Regions from separate parts of the Homo sapiens genome. Here region 1 is linked to region 2. The links are chromatin contacts, found by Hi-C in ENCODE. All regions are on one chromosome and are shown on one strand. The core of a region is the stretch at or near the end of the contact, and the rest is flanking DNA. Distances in the headings are between cores, read along the strand shown. Region 1 overlaps STARD4-AS1 (STARD4 antisense RNA 1). Region 2 has its middle 13 kb from the start of EPB41L4A-AS1.

Region 1 (6,892 bases), core at 2,444-4,943, 500 kb after region 2:
TTCTGCTCTTAGTTTCCATTTAAAATTTCATTATTTGGCTTTTATGGGATGATAGATGTGATTCCGATTCTTGCTTCAACTATTTCTGGAGTAATAGGTGATTAAATTGCACACTTTTTTCTTCTAAGCCCTAAGAGGTGTTTGAAACTAACGTTGTGAGGAGAGAACGAACTACCAGTACCCTCTCAGCCAGCTGGAATCCTCCACATGGCTTCTTGGCTGGGACCTTCATTCAACTAGACCCTCAATACTCTCTCTCCCCAGGCTTTTCTTCACTGAGTCCTACCTTTGTGTATGTGTTTCCTGTGCCCCTTCAGCACTCATGGACTCATTTTTATCATAGTATTGTGCATAATTTCATTTCCTACATAGGTTATTCTAAATATATGCCTTCTCTTAAGTCATCTAGAACTTAATAGAGTTTTTCTTCAACCGAGCAGCAGTTCTGGAGTCATCTATTTTGTTATGACAATGTCTGGGTCTCCCCTATACCTCAAATTACCCTCTCTTTGCATATGCACTTGCCTTTTGTTTGTAGAGGTGTCAGGACGTGGTGATATGTGCATAATGCTCACACTATCATGGCATGTAACTTCCTGAGGATCAGCAGATGGGTGGTCTGAGAAGAGTAGAAAAGCTAACTTCCTGACTTAATTCTCTTATGTCCTCCACTTTCTATAATCAGTTTTTGCAACTGCTACATTATCAATACATGAATTTAATAATATAACCTGCTAACCTGCATTTACTTATAGAAATAATAAACTTAGAGAAGATAAATATAGGTTTCTGAAAGGCTAGGTGTTATTTCACAGGCTCCTTTCAATTTCTTTCTACCCTTAGAATCTACTGCAATATTCTGCACAGAGACTGCTAGCTAACTTCCATTATCTATGCTTTGCTTCTTGGCCATAGGAGACCACATCTTTAGCTGGGTGTGTAACTACCTAGCAAAAGGCACAATTTTTCAGCCTTTCTTGCAGCCCTCTTAGCTGTCATTAAGTTTCAGCCAATGAGATGTAGATATAATGGTTAAATGGAGTTCCAGGGAAAAATCCCTTAATGGAGAGTCTCCTTCATTTGTTCCCCAGTCTATAAATGTGATTTGGAGGCTTTGGGGGGCTTTTAGGGACAGAAGCCACAGTTAGGGATGATAAAACAGAGACATGGAAGGATCTTGGGTTCCTGACAACTCAGTGGAGCCACCTTATCAGTTCTGGACTGCCTACTTTTGTATTCTGTTTGTGTGAGAGAGAAATAAGAGACATCAATCTTGTTTAAGTCACTGTTGTTCTGAATTTGTCTGTTACATGCAGTTGATACTAATCCTAACTTACACAATCTACCATCTGCTTGATACCATTGATATAGAGATTAGTGGATGTGTATAAGTATTTTCAATCTATGGCTTTAGAGATAAAATGGTAAGTGTAATGACTGATTACAAGAGCTAAAGTAATTGCCAAAATTCAGGGGAATAATAAAGCTTAGAACTGTCAACTTTATATTCTGTCTTGCCCTTTCTGTCAAGTGTAGGATTATTAAAGTCATTACCTCAGAAAAAATGTCCACTGCTATCCAGTCTGTAGCCTCACATCCCTCATTTCCAACCTTGCACCCTTCTTAGTACACACAAAATGAAATTGTTTGCCAACTGTACTCAGTAAAGATTAGAGCACTTTTGCAAACAAAGTTTGGTTCCTGGACTTGAACTAAAGAAATGAACTATGGTTTACGTGAACAATTACTGGGGTGCAGAAAGGATGTTTGTTCAAATAAGAAATGAAGTTAGGAAAGAACAAGCCCAGAGTGTTGTTTATTATCATCATGTAATGAGAACGCTTCATTGTTTTCCAATTAGATACAAAAAATGTTAAACTTTGTTTTTAGCCATAGTTGTTTGAATAATGGATACTAAACTTACCAGAATGTCAGAGAGGAAAAGAGAAGAAAACAGAGGCTGTTTTACTTATTTGAAAAGAGGTAAATAAAACAAGAGGCATACTGTTCTCTGAGTATGACCTGCTACTTAGAGAGTCATGTTGTTCTCTATGTATGACCTGCTATCCAATCCACTTCTCCTTTTTTATTTACACAGACTTGGAATTAGAAACATTACACAGATCAGTGTATCTACTTAAAATAAAAAGTATAGAAAGAAGATATTGTGTAAGGAATGTCTGACTCCTTCTTAGTAATATTGACAGCATGGAAACATGTTAATTCTCTTGAGTCCAGTTGTCCCCAAATGGTGTTTTTCTCATTTCAAGCATATGATGGTGCCATATGATTGGCAAATACTCTCTGCTAAAACTGAAAATCTATAAAGAACTAAGTAAGCACGGAAAGAGCTTGGAATATCCTATTTCTGGAGTGAAATGCATCTGTGAATTATAATAGCTGCTAGTTTCATGATCCTTCACTCCTAATCCAGTTCCCAATATTGTTGAAAGAATTGTCACAACACATCACCTTTCTATCTCAGACCACTGAATTTTTCATATCATTATCAAGTTATACTCATTCAACTCTTCTTTCCCACTTTGGAGAGATGGGGTACGATTAGAATGAAAACCAAAGTACAGCCAACTACTGGTTATGTGAGAAGACTTAACCATGAGTAAGAAGTAGTAAGACTTTTCCACCCAAGTTTTGGTCTTTTTAGTCCAGCCGATGTTAACAATTATCATTACTTGGCCAGTGCCCAATCATGACTCCAAATTAGATACCTGCACCTTACCTGGTCGTGGCCACACAAGTTATTCCACACCAACATATGTAACAGGAGCAATAATTACCCTAGGTAACACACAGTGCTACTCAGCACTCAGTAGGCACTCTTCCAAGCTATATATGAGTATTAGCTCACTTAGTCTTTACAACAACTCTGAGATTCTGTTATAATCCTGTTTCAGAGACATGCCAACTGAAGCAAGAGATTAAATAATTTGCTCAAGCTCACCCAGCTACTAAATGATACACCATGGGTAGAGTGTCTTCAAGTTTCTAACCACTGCACACACTGCTTCTCTAGTACAGTAAATATAATAAGAAAAGCAAATTAGGAAACATTCAAGTAAAACTCAATCTCATCCTGCTTGGAGCCTATCTCTTTTCAATCTGCAGGAGTATTAGTAATTGACTAACTGTTGTCCCAGGTAATGATTCTACAAGGAATACTAACGACATCCCTGGGTATATATTCTACCCAGAAACTTTGCTTAGTGAAAGTAAATGTGAGTCATGCATTTAGAATTATGTCATTCTCAGACTAGTATCTTTCTAAGTCTCTGCTCCACCCCAAGTTCAGGCTTTTGAAGGCATGTTAGTGTTTATCATTCTCTGGAAATACTCCCATCCTCTCCAAATATTGCTGTGTGGACATGCCAAATGGATTCATCTGCTCTTTATATGCATTCCCTAGACACTGTACACTAATAACTCAAGGAAATGGTCTGTCATCTTTCTCAAAGCAAAAAAAAGCCTTTGCCTCTGGTTTTTCAATCCCTTGTCCTTTCTTATTTCACTATTTTTATAAATTATTAACATTTGACTTCTTTCTTAGGTAGGAGAAATAAACGAAATTAGGCTTGTTTGTTTTTATATGGGAATAGTAGTTATTTAAGCCTAATAAATCACCAGCCTGATGAATCAGGACCTGGGAACCAGCCTGACTTGAGAGTCATGCATTAAACATAGCCTCCGGGGAACCTATCTATGAAGAAGCTGTATCTGATTCTCTCTTTTGCTTCATAGATTGTTAGACTCAGGGATCTTTTTTTTTTTTTGAGATGGAGTCTTGCTCTGTCGCCAGGCTGGAGTGCAGTGGTGCAATCTTGGTTCACTGCAACCTCTGCCTCCCAGGTTCAAGTGATTCTCCTGCCTCAGCCTCCTGAGTAGCTGGGACTACAGGCACCCGCCACCATGCCTAAGTAATTTTTGTATTTTTAGTAGAGACAAGGTTTCACCATGTTGGCCAGGATTGTGGTCTCGATCTCCTGACCTCGTGATCCACCTGCCTCAGCCTCCCAAAATGCTGGGATTACAGGCATGAGCCACCGCGCCCGGCCGGATTGTCTATAACATAGAATCTATGTTAATATTTTTATTTCCAAATGGGGATAGTAAAGCCCAGGCAGTCTGAGTGACTTGTCTAAGGTCATATAAGTTTTGGCAAAGCCAGGACTGGACCTATGTCCCAGAGCCTTCTTCTGGTAATCTTGCCATTTCAACACATTTTCTCTCTGGGTGGGTGTATTAGTTTGTTCTCATGCTGCTATAAGGACATACCCACGACTGGATAATTTATAAAGGAAAGTGGTTTAATTGGCTCACAGTTCTGCATGGCTAGGGAAGCCTCAGGAAACTTAACAATCATAGTGGAAGGAGAAGCATGCATGTCCTTCTTCACATGGAGCAGGAAGGAGAAGTGCCAAGCAAGGGGGAAAAGCCCCTTGTAAAACCATCAGATCTCATGGGAACTCACTATCATGACAGCAGCATGGGGAACCACCTGCATGATTAAATTACTTCCCACCAAGTCCCTCCCATAACACATGAGGATTATGGGAACTACAGTTCAAGATGATATTTGGGTGGAGACACAGCCAAAAAATATTACTGTCCCCCCGACCCCTCCCAAATCTCATGTCCTCACTTTTCAAAACACAATCATGCCTTTCTAACAGTCCCCCAAAATCTTTGCTAATTCCAGCATTAACCCAAAAGTTCAAGTCCATAGTTTCATCTGAGACAAGGCAAGTCCCTTCTGCCTAGGAGCCTATAAAATCAAAAGCAAGTTAGTTACTTGCCAGATACAATAGAGGTATAGGCATTGGGTAAATACACCCGTTCCAAATGGGAGAAATTGGCCAAAACAAAGGGGCTACAGTCCCCATGCAAGTCTGAAATCCAATAGGGCAGTCATTAAACCCTAAAGTTCCAAAATGATCTCCTTTGACTTTATGTCCCACATCTAGGTCACACTAATGCAAGAGGTGGGCTCCTACAGCCTTGGGAAGCTCCATCTCTGTGGCTTTGCAGGATATAGTGCCCTTCTGGCTGCTTTCACAGGATAGTGTTGAGTGTCTGTGGCTTTTCCAGGAGCATGGTGTGAGCTGTCAGTGGATCTACCATTCTGGGGTCTAGAGGACGGTGGCCCTTTTCTCACTGCTCCACTAGGCAGTAGCCCAGTGGGGACTCTGTGTGAGAGCTCTGACTCCACATTTCCCTTCCACACTACCCTAGCAGAGAGGTTCTCCATAAGGGCTCCACCCCTGCAGCAACCTTCTGCCTGGATATCCAGGCATTTCCACACATCCTCTGAAATCTAGGCAGAGGTTCCCAAACCAGAATTCTTGACTTCTGTGTACCCACAGGCTCAACACCACGTGGAAGCTGCCAAGGTTTGGGGCTTGCACCCTTGAAGCCATGGCCCAGGCTCTACCTTTGCCCCTTTTACCCATGGCTGGAGCTGAAGTGGCTGGGACACAGGGCACCATGTTCTGAGGCTGCACAGAGAAGGGGGGCCCTGGACCTGGCCCAGGAAACCATTTTTTCCTCCTAGGCCTGTGATCCTGTGATGGGGGTCCACCGTGAAGGTCTCTGACATACCTTGGAGACATTATCCCCATTGTCTTGGTGATTAACATTAGATTCCTAGTTACTTATGCAAATTTCTGCAGCCGGCTTGAATTCTCCCCAGAAAATGGTTTTTTCTTTTCTATTGCATCATCAGGCTGTAATTTTTCCAAACTTTTATGCTCTGCTTCCCCCTGAATGCTTTGGTGCTTAGAAATTTCTCCTGCCAGATACCCTAAATCATCTCTTTTGAGTTCAAAAGTTCCACAGATCTCTAAAGCAGGGGCAAAATACTGCCAGTCTCTTTGCATAGCAAGAGTAACCTTTACGCCAGTTCCCAAGAAGTTCCTCATCTCCATCTGAGTCCACCTCAGCCTGGACTTTATTGTCCATATCACTATCAGCATTTGGGTCAAAGCCATTCAACAAGTCTCTAGGAAGTTCTAAACTTTTCCCACATCTTCCTGTCTTTTTATGAGCCCTCCAAGCTGTTCCAACCTCTACCTGACACTCAGTTCCAAAGTTGCTTCCAAATTTTCAGGTATCTTTTTAGCAGCACCCCACTCACTGTGGTATGAATTTACTGTATTATTTCATACTCATGCTGCTATAGGGACATATCTGAGACTGGGTAATTTAGAAGGGAAAGAGGTTTAATTGACTCACAGTTCTGCATGGCTAGGGAGGCCTCAGGAAACTTACCATCATGGCAGAAGGGGAAGCAAACACCTCCTTCTTCACATGGTGGCAGGAAGGAGAAGTGCCGAGTAAAGTGAGAAAAACCCCTTATAAAACTATCAGATCTCATGAAACCTAACTCACTATCAAGAGAACTGCATGGGGGACTGCCCTGATGATTCAATTACCTCCCACTGGGTCCCTCCCATGGCATGTGGAGATTATGGGAAACTACAATTCAAGAACAGATTTGGGTTGGGACACAGCCAAACCATATCATTGAGTGAGGGACACAGAGAAGGCCTCTTTTAAAATGTGCAAGAGATGAAGGATAAGAACTTATCATGTTATATGGCTCAGGATCTCATGTTCAACTTTTAGGAGTTAAGACAGGCATTTACTATCATTCTCCCAGGAGCTGCTTTAGGTTCTAAACTTGTAGGTTTTCTAGAATCCCCAGGAGGCAGGGTGAGTGAGGAGCACTGGGAGAAATACACAGCATGTTACTGTGCATCATGGCTTCACTATAGAGACACAGTCATAAAATATGTTGTCTTTTCTCTACAAGTCTCAATTATCTTACCTTTTTGTAGCAGCATTAATTCTAGCTCAACTCTGGTTCTTTTTAAAGCAC
Region 2 (6,784 bases), core at 3,120-5,619:
ATTAATGGTTGTATTCTCTCAGCACTTTGAAACTATTACTTCCTATAATAAGAGTGAATATATAAAATGAATATGCCTTACATTTTATGGAAAAAGTCACAGGTCAGTCTAATGGTTGTTCCTTGCCAAATAATCTGTCTTTTCTTCTCTTTTTCTTGGATGATCTGAATTTTATTACAATATGAGTAGATGTGAGTTTCTTTTTATTTAACCTAGCTATGATTAACTGGGATTCCTGAATCAGAGACTTGGTGTTTGTCTTCTTCAGCTTTATCTTCCAACTCACTAATTCTCTTTTCAGCTGTTAATACTGAGTTTTTAATGTCAGTTATTATACATTATTTTTCTAGGAGTTCCCTTTGTTTTTTTTCAAAGATGTAGGTAATTTAGGATATCTTTTGCTTTTTTGTTATGCACCCTCTTTTATGTCTTGAAATAGATGAAACACACTATTCAATACTCTGATACTCTGATTGACAGGGTCTAACTCTGTTTTAGCTGACTGTCACTTGTTGCCCATTTTCTCGTGGGTTTGTCATTTTCTTTTTCAATGTGAACTGATGTTGTTTGGAAATTAATTTGTGATAACCATTTGAGTCTGTTCCTCTAGAAAGCCTTTATGTTTGTTTTTGCTGAGTACTTGGAGTATCACTGACTTGGGAGCACTCAGACTACACATAAGTGTAAATTCTTACCCCATCCTACATGAGGGAGGGCTGGTGTTAGTCATTTTCAAGGAAAACTTTCCTCCCTGTTTTATCATTTTTCATACTACATAGGCTAATCATCCCTACTGTTTCTCTTCTGTAGGGTGATCTCCCTCCTTTCCATTCACTTACTGAGGATGTTACCTTTCAGGGAACAGACGTTATGCGTGGGTCATAATCCTATCACATTTTGCACAGGCCTCATGTCTTATCTCCTAACTCCCAAGTGGCCCTATGAAGCCTAAGCAATAAGCCACTGGGGTGAGCAAATGTCCCAGGCAAATCCCAGCTCCAGAACTTGCTTTGGATTCCTGTTATTTTTTATTTGTGGCCTCTCAGGACGTCCCATATTTTTCAGCCAACTCAGACACGCATTTAGAACAATATTTTAAAATATTTTATCCAGTATTTTTATTTGTTCTGAATTATAGGATTTCTCTGCGTAGCTCTACTGCCATATTGCAGGCACAAAGCACCTTTTGAGGTTTTTTCAATTTGTTCCTTGAAAAACTATCCAGTTTAAGAACATTAGAAGGGCTTATCACTAATCCTGCTTTTTCAACTAACAAGCTATGTATAAACGTAACAATTCTTTCCAAAATAATTCATAATTTAGAGTGCTCACAAAGTCTCTCTTTTTCTTTTTGAAATGGAGTCTCGGTCTGTTGCCCAGGCTGGAGTGCAGTGGCGCGATCTCAGCTCACTGTAACCTCTGCCTCCCAGGTTCACGCGATTCTCCTGCCTCAGCCTCCCAAGTAGCTGGGAATACAGGCACGTGCCACCACGCCTGGCTAATATTTTTGTATTTTTAGTAGAGACAGTGTTTCATCATGTGGTCAGGCTCAAGTCCTGACCTCAAATGATCCTCCTGTCTCAGCATCCCAAAGTGCTGGGATTACAGGCATAAGCCACTGTGCCTGGCCAGAGTCTCTTTCTTAAAGTAACTTGATCTAATTCTTTGGGAACCTGACAAAATTATATTCAGTAGTTCGTTTAAAATAATAAGATGATGAGAATAGCCAGAACAATTCTTTTTCTATTGCTGCTGCACAAATTCACCCAGAACAATTTAGAAAAATAGTAGTGAAGGAGTATTAACTCCTTTTAAAATACTAGATATGAAATATTCTGAATTTTACAAGATAATTAAATTAGCATGGTAATTGCACAGGCATTCCCTGTCAATGAAATGGAAGATATAACTCAGAAACAGTTCTTAGTGTATGCTGGACCTTAGTCTTAAAGTAAATATCCCAAATCAGCAGAGGAGGGAGGACTTATCCAACACACATTGCTGGCAACAGTGATTTGCCATTTGGAAAAAACAAAAAAGAGATTTACTTGATATTAAAAAGCAAAATAATGTCTATGTAGTTTAAAAATTAAATGGAAAAAATCACGATAGAAAGGCTAAGTGAAAATATTTTATTGTAAAAAAAACTTACTAAACATAAAAATCAATGGCTGTTTCTCAGAGGTGGCAAGAAACTGGTTACAATGAATGATGAAGTAACAGAGACTTTTCTTCCCTTTTGAACCATGAGAAAGTGTTACCTTTCAAAACAAATATTACCTTTCAGAATAAAATGTATTTAAAAAATAAATAAAAAAATGGAATAAGAAAATAATTGGTAGTCTTGATTTGGGAAAATCTAAAACTGTTCTGTCACTAAAGTAATAATTAAAGAAAATTCCATGTATCAATTGGTAAAATTCTTATAATAAATGTAATTAAAAGAAATATAACCCTAATTTTAAAATATTCACATTTATCCATATGAACACTGGGAAATCATCAGAGCCAAAGTCAAAAAGAGACATTTCACAAAAGAGAAACATGAATTCTAAAACATATCAAAGAAACCTATGGAAACTACTTTTGTATAGTAATACTACTAAACTATATTATTATATTATATAGTAATACTATTATATTATTATATTATATAGTAATACTATTATATTATTATATTATATAGTAATACTATTATATTATTATATTATATAGTAATACTATTATATTATAGTAATACTATTTAACTCCCAATTTTCTGGTGTTTGCGTTTATTTTTTAATTTATTTTTGTTTTTTCACTCTGTCACCCAGGCTGGAGTGCAGTGGCACCATCTCAGCTCACTGCAGCCTCCACCTCCTGGGTTCATGCAATTCTCCTGCCTCAGCTTCCCAAGTAGCTGGGACTAAAGTCATGTGCCATTTTGCCCAGCTAATTTTTGTATTTTTAGTAGAGACAAGGTTTCACCACGTTGGCCAGGCTGGTCTCAAATGCTGTAATGCTGGCATTACAGGCGTGAGCCACCGCGCTAGGCCTGTTTTTATCAAAAGCCAGGTAGGCCTATATTTGGAAAGGCCTTGTCTTTTTCATTCATTTTTTTCTTATTTTGGGGGTGTAATTACCCTTAAATTTTTTTCTCTTATGGAATTTTCATTATGGATTTGCTAATCTTTTTTTTTTTTTTCTTGAGACAGAGTCTCGTTCTGTTGCCCAGGCTGGAGTGCAGTGGTGCAGTCTTGGCTTACTGCAGCCTTTGCCTCCCGGGTTCGTGATTCTACTGCCTCAGCCTCCCAAGTAGCTGAGACCACAGGCACATGCCACCACACCCGGCTAATTTTTGTACTTTTAGTAGAGAAGGGGTTTCACTATGTTGGCCAGGCTGGTCTCGAACTCCTGACCTCAGGTGATCCGCCTGCCTCGGCCTCCCAAAGTGCTGGGATTACAGGCGTGAGTCACCGCACCCGGCTCAGATTTGCTAATCTTTATGCTAAATGTGTTCACATAAAAATGATGTGATTAAATAAGGTGTGGTTTGTCTTAATTTGATAACACAGATTTTATGTAAAATCTCTTCTCCACCACCATTTTATAGATCGTACTTGAAGTGCTGACTTGTCAATGACAGAGATACTGAATAGACTGCTAAATGAATACTAATTCAAGACATTCCTGGGTCTGATGTTACTACATGTAGAAAACCACCAGGTGGCAGTACAAGCCAAGCACAAAACCCACACTAATTTAGAGCAGCACATTACACTTTACACATTACAGGATTACACTTTAATTGGAATAAATGAACAACTGAATAGTCATATTGGAGTAGAATCACCACATTTTCCAGGTGTTTTAAACCTGGTTTTTATATTTTTCATACTTGTTTTTCCAAGGTGAGGCTTTTCTTTAAATAAAAGTCTCGTCTAATTAATAGAAAAGACCTGTTAAGGTTACATCTTATGCATTCCAATTCAGACAAGTATGAAACATCTTTGAGTGGTAAGATTCCTGTACTGCAGACTCTATGTTCTAAGCTAACCAGGAGGATAAAGCTGGTGCTTCAGTCTGCAGCCAGCTTGCCAGTAGCAACGAGGGTTAAATTATTAATAGACCTTTCTTCTGTGGTTAGGCAGCTCGACTGGTCTTAATTTTTTTTTAAGTCAGGTATGATTTGGTTGCTGTGCTTAGTCACACATCTGGAAATAAATAGTTGCTAGACAAAAATAAATTTTTTATATTTTTATGACTAAATATATGTGGCATGTGTTTCATGTCCACACATTGCCAAGGATATTTTTAGAAAAATCTGTTTCCGTCAGTAACCTTGCTGTTAGCTTGATGGTGCAAGAGTCTTTGGGGAGCGCAAACAGCGTTGGAAGATCCTCTGCTCCTGTGGGACACAGAATTACTCAAACAGCACTAAACACAAAACCTGGGTTTCTAATGAGTGGGCTGTTCATGTATTAATGTTAGTATTTGGTTTTAGCCACTGAAAGAGAATTGCAGCTGTTCCATTAGAGATCTGAAGTCTGTCAAATGGGTGAGTTATATTTCTGAACTTGAAATTGAGAATATGAAACCTTCCCAGAAATCATGGTGAGCCCAAGAATGGCTGAAAGGCAGAAGTTTGAGGATCGCGATGCTTGACATTTCTAAAAAGGGGGAGTAGTAATTTCAATAAACTTTGGTCTACAATAGTGAATGTGGTCTCGATTCTGTAAGACCCTATCAGATGAATGGGTGAGTAGTCCCTAGAGGCAGTAGCACCTACTTCATGAGAAGCCAGATTGGGTTTGACACTTGTCACAGCAAACTTTTTTCTTTAACAGGGTGTCCAGACCTCCAGACCTAGAAAGGGCAGAGAACTTGGAAATCTGAGTTTGAACAAGGCACTTCAGAAGGTCTCTCATAATACACTTCTGGATGAAGTGATATTGGGGCTGGGATGTAAGTGTAATTATGTATATTGATAATTGTCTCAATAGCTATTTAATAGATTGATATCAAATGGAGGAATGTGTCTAGGGTTGTTCTTGGCCTTTTTCTTTAATTCTTTTTACAGTGATTTGGTTGAGGATGTTGTATGCACGTTTATCAAATTTGGGATGATGTGAAATTAAATAGAATAAATTAAATGGTCAAATCAAGATCCTAAGTCTTAGGCTGGTTAAACTTGGTAGTATAGCAAGAATTGTTTTAAAGAGACTACATGTAAAGGCCACTACATGTGTCCTAAAGTCAATAGCATGTATACAGGATAAGTAGCTGTGACAAATCTGAAGAAGACAGGAAATGTAGTTGGCAGTGAAGATAGTATAAATCAGTTGTGTACAATGGCTGTCAGCAGAGTTAACTTATTTTTATTTATTTATTTTGATTCATAAAAATACAAAATCTCCATCTCAAATAGCATTCATTTAGCAGTTTCTTCAGTATCTCTGTCATTGACAAGTCAGCACTTCAAGTAAGATCTCTAAAATGGTGGTGCAGAAGAGATTTTACATAAAATCTCCGTTATCAAATTAAGATGAACCACACTTTATATAACCTCACTCTGTTGCCCAGGCTGGAGTGCAGCAATGTGATCTTGGCTCACTGCAACCTCCACCTCCCAGGTTCAAGTGATTCTCCCACCTCAGCCTCCCAAGTAGCTGGGATTACAGGTTTGTGCCACCACGCCTGGCTAATTTTTGTATTTTTAGTAGGGACAGGGTTTCGCCATGTTGGCCAGGCTGGTCTCAAACTCCTGACCTCAAGTGATACGCCCACCTCGGCCTCCCAAAGTGCCGGGATTACAAGCATGAGTCACCACCACGCACAGCCAGAATTAACTTACTTTTTTTAAACAAAGTTAATGTTAACTTAGGTTTCATTGATTAAAAAGTGTGGCATGGCAAAGGAGTGAGGGGATCCCCTCCCTCTTCTCCTGCAGGCTGGACTACCCTCTTTTCAATTCTAGGTGCTATAACCTCAAGTGGGGCATGGGCACAAGATTACATATTCATACATGTGACATTTATGTCACACATTCAACTATAACAGCAGTAGCAACAATTGCAACACCCATGGCCCCAATGTCTATCACCTGGGATGTCATTGCTACTTTCACCCAATTTAGATATAAATGACCTCTAGGTTTTCTTCTATCTCTACAATCCTACGATCCAGCTCACAAAAGATATCATCTTTGAGGATTAGGTGTAAATTCAGCCATGGCCAGTAAAGCCTCTAAAATCTCTGTATCCAACCAAGACCAGGCGCGGTGGCTCATACTTGTAATCCCATCAGTTTAAGAAGTTGAGGCTGGCAGATTGCTTGGGCCCAGGAGTTCAAGACCAGCCTGGGCAACTTGGCAAAACTCATCTCTACAAAAAATTAGCTGAGTGTGGTGGCACACACCTGTAGTCCCAGCTACTTGGGAAACTGAGGTGGGAGGATCATCTAAGCCCTGGGAGGTCAAGGTTGCAGTGAGCCGTGATTGCACCACTGTACTCCAGTCTGGACAACAGGGTGAGACACTGTCTCAAAATAAATAAAATAAAATCTCAGTGTCTAGAACACCAAAAGCTCTATGAGAGTGCAATAAGAATATTTGTATGTTGGTAAAAGAATGGGAAGTTAAGTATAATAAAATGCTTTTCCTTAAAAGTACATATCTATTGGGTTGATTTCCCTCATATTCCCAGGGCTGCTCCATATCAGGGTGGTTAAAATAATTTTAAGGAATGATTATAGGGAGAAAAGTAGGCACAGAGCCCTGAATTCTGTTTCTGAAGGCAGTTTATTT

Evidence for each region. Hi-C counts contacts between places; a loop is a spot of excess contacts on that map. Pooled maps may share reads with other maps.
Region 1: a map of IMR-90 shows a loop between it and region 2 (4-fold over the local background). The contact joins two enhancer-like sites. A Hi-C loop is called at or near these places in 2 of 168 maps with a recorded cell type or tissue (IMR-90 and ascending aorta) and 2 of 50 pooled maps.

What each region holds. Positions count from the first base shown.
Region 1 is chr5:111,638,497-111,645,388 of GRCh38, reverse strand. The region is part of intron 1 of STARD4-AS1 (STARD4 antisense RNA 1); the gene reads right to left. Among named protein-coding and RNA genes, the nearest start is that of NREP, 120 kb to the left of the region's middle. Within about 2 kb of position 3,693, at least 2 of the 41 ENCODE cell types and tissues checked have a DNase peak (open chromatin) inside an H3K27ac peak, as active enhancers do.
Region 2 is chr5:112,144,041-112,150,824 of GRCh38, reverse strand. It overlaps a transcript of EPB41L4A not described here. Among named protein-coding and RNA genes, the nearest start is that of EPB41L4A-AS1, 13 kb to the left of the region's middle. Within about 2 kb of position 4,369, at least 5 of the 41 ENCODE cell types and tissues checked have a DNase peak (open chromatin) inside an H3K27ac peak, as active enhancers do.